Linked DNA regions of Homo sapiens: all the other regions are linked to region 1. A link is a loop called in an ENCODE intact Hi-C map of the cell type or tissue named here. Cell type or tissue: heart left ventricle. All regions are shown on one strand.

Region 1 (2,500 bases):
TGATTCTGATTTATTGCACTTCAGTAATGGTATACTTTTTAGCATGTGGGACTTTCTGTTTCTACAACAGAGTAAGTCACTTGTTGCCTGAATTCACAGAAGCAGTGAATAATACTGAATTCAAATAACATACGTTGATATTATTCCTGTGAAAGTTTTTGAGGTAAGACTTTGAAAACTCTTGGTATAAAGTCAATTTGAATTTGCAGGGAGATTTACATCTTCTGAGTGATTTGTTTTAGCTGATTCAGGAATAATTTATGAAAAATGGAAAATCTTTGTGCTGCTCATATGCTGTGGCTTTGGTCAGGAGCAGTTAAATTTCTAGCCTTTTGTATAATACTGAATGAAAGAAAAGATGGAAATCCAGAGTAAATTGCTGTGATGGTATTTTTATTGTTGTTACAAGAGAATTGGAGTGCTTGGACTTGTAATGCATTTTACAGATACCGTATTGGTGATATTTTATTACATGTCACATTTATATATAATTGTTTTTACGGATGCAAATTTTTAGAAGAAAGAAAATCAGGGAGTGATAAGTGGGCAAAATAAGTTACCTTATATAAAGACCTTTTCTTTACTACAAGTTCCCTAATGTTTAGCCCATCTTGGATGATCAGTGGTATCTGGAATCTTAAAATGCCAAGACACTATGGCTAAGATACTACAGCTTCATATTTTGGCAAAAATTTTGACAGAATTATAGAAGTCTTTCTGAAACTTACAAATAATATGTTTTAAAATATTCTTTTCCAAAGTTATTATAGATGGATTTTAGAATCTGCTTTATTTCCTGGTGATTTTAAAATTGGAAATGTAATCTACAAAGCTCTATGTGATTTTTGATTCCATTAATAGTAGTAGTAATCATAATGACAGTTTAATTAACACTATCGAACACTTACTAGATGTGAGGCGTTACTCTGTATACTTATATCAACTAATTTTTAATCCTCACAACAGTCCTATGAGTACTGCCTAGGTGAACTTGAGACACGAATTAAATTAAGGTCATACCTGGTAAAGCCAGGATTTGGACTAAGTTAGTTTGGTTCTGGAGTCCATGTTCCTACCTATCATATTGCACTGCCTTATTATTTGTGGTATCATCTTTAAAAGAGCTTGTCTGTTTTTAAGAGTCTCAATTTGGGTAGTAATTAAAGAGTATCTTTAATGTTTTTAAGAGTAGAATTGAGACTCAGACTTTATCTTTTCTTGAACACATGGAATTAGCTACATTTTGAAGTATTAACAGTTGGGGTTCTTATATACCTTGTCTATGATTTCCCTCATTTATTAGGGTTTTTGTCTATATTTGAAGGTTTGTTTTTTTAGTGTTTCGTGTTGATTGGGAATATCGCATTAGAAATACTGTTACTTGAATCCTCCCAAAAAAATGAAACTTGTAGTATATATATTTGGAAATTAGTACTCACTTTGCCCAATCATTGATAATGTCTTCTTTTTCCAAAAATATATTATGACAAACACAGGATTCTGTTACAGCGTTTGGTTTGCCACAGTTGCAATGCCCTGTATTATCCAGTTGAGGGCAGCTATTTACTGATTTAAAAAAATAATAATTGAATTAGAATGTTACCCCCTTGTGCTTACCAAAACTTGGTATCCACTAAAAAACTCCACATTTGAGGTACAAACAGCCTTAATTGTGTTCACTTATGTTTTGTTTCTGTTGTCATTGTAAATTATTTCATGAAAATGAAAAGCCTAGCTTTACTTCATAGTAACTTTTGGTCTCTTAGAAACTAGAAACTGTTGATTTTAGTTTTAATTTTCCCAATCCAAGTTCTTTTCAATTCTAAATCTTTTTTCCCCCCGTTAGGATCAGACTCATTGAGATCAGGGATTTTCTTATCTTTAAAATGTCTGCATGTAAATACATGTGACTTTAGAGTTCTTTGAGGGCTTTTAAATGTAAAAGTGAAAATTTATAATATTGAATACATTATCTTTATTAACCAGTGGAATAACCACTGATGGCTAACTAGGTCTTTGATTCATTTTTCTAAATGCCAAATGAACATGTTAAACTCGTAGAATATATTACCCTCTTCTAATTTTTCTGCATTGGAGTATCACATTGTTAAAATTGTATCTTCTATGTAGTTCAGGAAAAGAAATTCAGGGGGGTTAATTATCCAATTGATTTCAAAGGTATCACTGAGACAGAATTTTTTTGAAAATAATCTCAGACTGCAGAAAACTGTTGTAATATTAACAGGTAGTGTTAGTAACTGAGATAAGGATATTCCATGGGACCTACTTTAGCAAAAGGGATTGTCTAATGAGAGAAGGACAAAATATGACATATGTTTCACAAACAAAACAATTAGTCTTATGTTGGAAAATAAAGTGAACATCTGAGGAGATGCTAAGACTAGCATGAACCTAGTATTCATTCTGCAGGATAGTAAGTTGTCTCATAGGGCTGTAGACATGGTATCTTGGATATCATTCTCACTTTTTTTCTACTACC
Region 2 (2,500 bases), 580 kb after region 1:
TGCCCCCACCAAAAATGAAGTGCCTTGATGCCTCTGAGGATTATGCAGATGTGGGCATTATTTATACATCTGTGTGATGCATCAAGTATCAGAAGGTGTCTCCGGGCATGAGTCACAAGGCCTCTAAAAGCAATGACTCTTTTATAGGGTTTTAGATTACGGTGATTTTCCGTAAATCCTGCCAGAGTCACACAACAGGCCAAGAGCAATTAACATTAATTAAATGATCCCCACAAAGAGGTTGCCTCGCTGACACACTGATAACCTCTAAATGCACTTAGCCTGCTACATTCTTGAAGGTGTTCCTTCAGCTGCTCCGGGGGCACTGGGCAGGCTCCCGCTGCCCTGGGCGGCTGCACACACACGTGGAACACCACTGTTCCTGCTGCGATGTGTGCATAAGAACTACCTGGAGATCATGCTAAAATGAGATTCTGATTCAGGAGGTCACAGATGGCACCTGGGATTCTGCATTTCTAACAAGCTCCTTGATGATGTTGACGCTGCTCATCCCCAGACCACACTTTGAGAAACAACACTGTACAAAGCCCCGGACACAGACCCGGGGAGTGGGGGGAGGGGGTGGCCTGGGTTGGGTACAGGAGAGCAACTCTAAACATCCAGTGCATTGCTAATGTGCTGGCCTCTCCAGCCTGCTTTTCCTATCCCCGGGAACCACCAGTGAAGAGAACTAAGCAAGCAGGACATTGTGCAGATGCTAGGGTTAACATCAAAGCTGACCAAAACCAGCTTCTGAGAAAAAAAAAAAAAAAGGAGTCCAGGAATAGCTCCACCCTCATCCCCTCTGCATTTTGCACCTGTCTTTTAGAGAAATCACCTGGGATTTTCTAAAGAAAGCCACACCCCACCATTATGAAGCACTTGGAGTTGGAGCTTTTTCCAAGATGGAAGGGTGGGGACCAGAAGACAACCTCTTTAGTGGCGCCAAGAACTCCTGTCCCTAGGCAGAGAGACACTTCTCTGTCTTTACACCACAGGGCACGATGATGAAACTGGATTTAAAGGCTGGCACACCGCCAGTAATGAGGGCCAGGGTAGGGAGCTGGGGACTATAAAGGCCAAGAAATCAGGGTGTAGAGAGAGGAGGCAGGAAGAATGTGAGTAGTGGGTGCGTCAGGAATGGGCAAAGGTCAAACATTTGAAAAATAGCCCGAGAAGCTTTGGCAGGGACTTCCTGACTGTGGAGTGGTGACAGCCGTGAGGAGGTGACCCAAGTGTGGCAGCCAGCAGAAGGAAAGAGCACTCGGTCAGGGCCAGGATGGGAAATTTAGAGAAAATAGTACAGAGAGAAGTTAGGAAGCTACCAGGGCCCATCTCGGGGAGCAGATGTGAGTTTGTGGCAGCCCTATAAAATTGTAGGCCAATCAGTTGTAAAATTATATCACAATTTTATAAAGATGCGGCTGCAGAAAGCATCAGTAACAACTGGGAGTGGAAGGTTTCCATTTTAATTCAGTAATGACATGGATGAAGTTAGAAATGTCTCATGAGTCCACAGAAAGGGGTTTGGATACTTCTCTTAAAGTAACCTTGTAGCATTTCCTGATCAAAAATAAATTCAAGCATGAAAATATTGGGGAAGGAAAAGGGGAAAGTTCACTTTGGTTGATGAGATCTTAGAAAAAGAAGTCACAGGAGAAGCGGAGGAGAAGGCCCAGGCATTTTACACAGAGAATTCTTGGGATTCCTCAGAGACTGGAGTCATCTGACCAAGAAATGTGCCCTTGGGTCTGTAGCCTTTTTCTTCTCTCTGACACCCTTCCTCCGTGGATTTTCAGTGCAACACGAGCCAAGCTGGCTATTAATAGAGCAAGAACAATTTTACCACGGGATGTGGTGTTTAATTTAAAGAGACGTCAAAGAGTGAGGGGCAGATGGCTGGGCAGGCAGTGCTTCCCAATGACCTTGGTGAGCCCCTGACTCATCCCAGATCTTACAGATCCAGAAATGTGCTCTGACGAATGAGCCCTGAGTTGATCAAGCTTTAGTGAAAAAAATGAGAAATGGATAAGCCAGGGGTCTGCGTATTAATTTCTAGTAGATCTATGGGTAGCTTGAGAAATGAGAACAGTTATCAGTTCGGGTGATCATTTCTGGAAAGGTGTTCAACTCAAGGGACTCAATTATATATCTCAAGATCACCAGCATGTGGAAAATCCCAAACCTTAAAGCTCAAACAGAAAAATAAGCAAGTAATTCTCAAAACACTCCTTCCTCACACCATAGTGAAAGAATGACCAATTCTTGTTTATCCCACTCTACCTTCCCATAAATTTAGTGCACCCCCCTCTCCTGCAAGCACAGCTTCACTCTTACTGGTTATTTGATTGGTTTCCTAGGGCTGCCTTAACAAGGTACTACAATTCAGCGGCTTAAAACCAGAAGTGTAGGGCCGGGCGCGGTGGCTCACGCCTGTAATCCCGGCACTTTGGGAGGCCGAGGCGGGCGGATCACGAGGTCAGGAGATGGAGACCATCCT
Region 3 (2,500 bases), 710 kb after region 1:
AGGTGTACGAAGGAGATCCTTCATGCACGTCTGGAAACAGATGCAGATGATCCACCATCCCCTGAGGATTGTCCAGTTAACGTTTCTGGAATTGGGTGCCGCAGAGATGGAAATCGCGTTTAACACACAAGTGTTCCATAATAACCAATCTCTTGTCTACTTTGTGGTCTGCTTTAAAGAGAAATCGCCAAAAACCTTTTAATGTACAAAATGTTATATATCATGCACCAAAGCTGTATTACAAATGACTAGATGTCTTTTTCTCTCTTTAGTGCTTCAGTTATCTGCACAGTTTACTGGGCCCCGCTTTATTAGGGGCTTGGGTTGATGTTTGTGCCTTTCTAGAAAAGTAACCTTTCACAATACTTGCCTTTGACCAAAAAGGGGGCTCCCTTCTCTGTAACTGTGACAGCTCCCTCCATGCCATGTCCCTTGAACAGGTCTTTCCACCATATCCTGACCTTGGAAACCCAGGACAGGCAGGGAGAGGCTAGAGTCTTGTGTGCTTTCCTTCAGGATACTTCAAAAATAGCTTTAGCTAGAAACAGTTGGGTGGCAACTAAGAGGGTGTGTAAATTCAGTCCTCAGGGAACCAAAGGCCGAGTCTCTGCCCCATGTGTCAGAGCCGGCTCCAGTGTCTGTGTGTGATGGGGAGTTCCCAGCTTGCATTACCCAGTACTCCTGGTCGGCCATTTATTAACACAGAGGACCAGCACTGTGCTAGAAATTCCTTGTTACATCTGTTTGTCTTGGGTAGGCAGCAGCAGGGCCTGGGAGCTGCGCTCCTGGCTGGAAACAGTTGCACTTGGATATCACTTCTCAGGGTGGGATTAAACACAGACAAAAGCTGAGGATTTATGCTGCAGCACAGGGCTCGGCAGCCACAGAGGCCACTCTGTGAGCGTCAAGAGGGCCAGGAGCAGGAGAGTCTGGCCTGGAGACAGGGCCGCTCCACTACCACCCAGTGGCTCCCACCCTCCTGGACTCCAGCCAGGAGTGCACAATCCTCGTCTTAAATAGGATTGAGCAAAGGATGGGACAACCGGCGTCTGTTGTATAAGCCTAGGGGACTGGGGACTGGGGGCCTCGACTGTCATGGCCACTGCACTAATTTGTGGAGTTAACTAACATTATGTATTCTAACTCTGGGAGGAAAGGACATTTCAGCCACCGGGCTCCCATGTGTTCCAGGAGGCTGCTGAATGATGTTTCTCTAGCGGCACTGCTTGGTACCACCCCGCCTGGCCCTCCTTCTCGGGGAGCAGCCAGCCTCTTCGTTTGAAGGCATCTGTCCTAGAGGTGCACTGCTTCTCCTTCTGAATGGTGTGATTGGAAGTGATCCCCAAGCACTCTGCCACTCTTCCGCTTATTTTGGCCCAGGCAAATCCAGCCAACATTCGAGCTGTGGGTCCCGTCAGAAAGAGGCTGGCTCACTGGCCAGCCTGCTCAGGGTCTGCCGTGTGCTTCCCACCGCAGCAGCTACCACAGGCGCTGAGAAATCGCTCCCTGGTCTGTGTCTGCAGACGCAGACCCAGGAGGGGCCCCGCCTACTTCCAGGCACAGGCTGCTCGTCCGCCTGGTTTTCCTGGAGGGAACTGCTGCGTAGATTTTTCACGAGCAAGTCCTTACAGGTGGTTTCTGTTTTGAGCCAGGTTTTCAGCTAGGAGCTTTTTTGGGAGTCTGTGCAGATGAACAAAATCAACACTGGTCAAAGTCTAGATATCTACGAGGAGGGGATAAATTATGATAAATACATCTGATGGATACTAGCTAGATCTTTTTATTAAGAAAGTACTTCTGTGCTAAATGAAAGAAAGCAGGACACAAACTGAATATACGTTATGATCCCAAGTATGTTACAAAACAGAAAGAAAAAGATGGGAAGAAAAAACACCAAAATATTAACATTGGTTTTCTTGAGAAAATGGGAATTCCGGTGATCTCTTTTGATCTCTCCTGTATTTCCTTATATTTTCTGCAGTGAATGTGTATTAACTTTTATTATTAGAAAATGATTTTTAAAATTTAAGTCCTAGTTCAAAAAATAAACGTGTCAGAGAAAGGGGGCAGATGGACTCCTCCGACTTACAGGGCAGCTCCATGGAACGCCATCCAGGTCCCCAGTGCTTCTGCTGGCAGCACTCCACTGATAAGCATGTTGAGAGTGAGGAAGTTTCTTCCCGCTTCTGTGCCCCCTTTCTCCCAATGGTTTCCTCATTGTCAGGCCACGTACATATCTGCTGAATTGAGTTGGAGGCACGTGCATTCTGTATTTTTCTAAGAGTAGGGCCAGGCTTTTCCTGAGCAGTCGGGCAGCGGCAGAGGGGTGCCCTGTAGGGAGCTTACCCAGGACCTGCCAAGCACACCTCCTTGGCCACAGTCACAGCGCACGTTCTGAGGCACCAGGCTGAAGGCGCAGTGCCTGTCCCAGCAGTGATAAGTATTTGTGGTTTGTTTTTGAATCAGACTGGGGAAGACTTTGAGCCCTGCTGAGACTCAG

What was found. Hi-C counts contacts between places; a loop is a spot of excess contacts. Peaks named below come from ENCODE experiments on the same cell type or tissue, not always from the same donor. Only the 100,000 strongest peaks of a DNase experiment are listed, where the experiment ranks them.
Region 2: a loop joins it to region 1, with 6 times the contacts of the local background. A loop is called at or near these places in 6 of 110 quality-filtered maps.
Region 3: a loop joins it to region 1, with 3 times the contacts of the local background. A loop is called at or near these places in 5 of 110 quality-filtered maps.

What each region holds. Positions count from the first base shown.
Region 1 is chr4:152,384,829-152,387,328 of GRCh38, reverse strand. The region is part of intron 4 of FBXW7 (F-box and WD repeat domain containing 7); the gene reads left to right. Among named protein-coding and RNA genes, the nearest start is that of FBXW7-AS1, 48 kb to the right of the region's middle. In heart left ventricle, a CTCF peak has its summit at 1,542 (motif pointing right); no DNase peak of the experiment used is centred here.
Region 2 is chr4:151,806,030-151,808,529 of GRCh38, reverse strand. All of the region lies in intron 2 of LOC127898557 (a long non-coding RNA gene), which reads right to left. The region is part of intron 2 of LOC105377488 (a long non-coding RNA gene); the gene reads right to left. Among named protein-coding and RNA genes, the nearest start is that of GATB, 46 kb to the right of the region's middle. In heart left ventricle, no CTCF peak of the experiment used is centred here; a DNase peak (open chromatin) is centred at 1,179; H3K27ac peaks cover 2,353 bases.
Region 3 is chr4:151,673,958-151,676,457 of GRCh38, reverse strand. All of the region lies in intron 11 of GATB (glutamyl-tRNA amidotransferase subunit B), which reads left to right. LOC107986197 (a long non-coding RNA gene) reads right to left here. Exons shown (of 2, transcript XR_001741447.3): 1 at 1-2,500. Among named protein-coding and RNA genes, the nearest start is that of GATB, 86 kb to the left of the region's middle. In heart left ventricle, no CTCF peak of the experiment used is centred here; a DNase peak (open chromatin) is centred at 1,538; H3K4me3 peaks cover 1,118 bases; H3K27ac peaks cover 1,768 bases.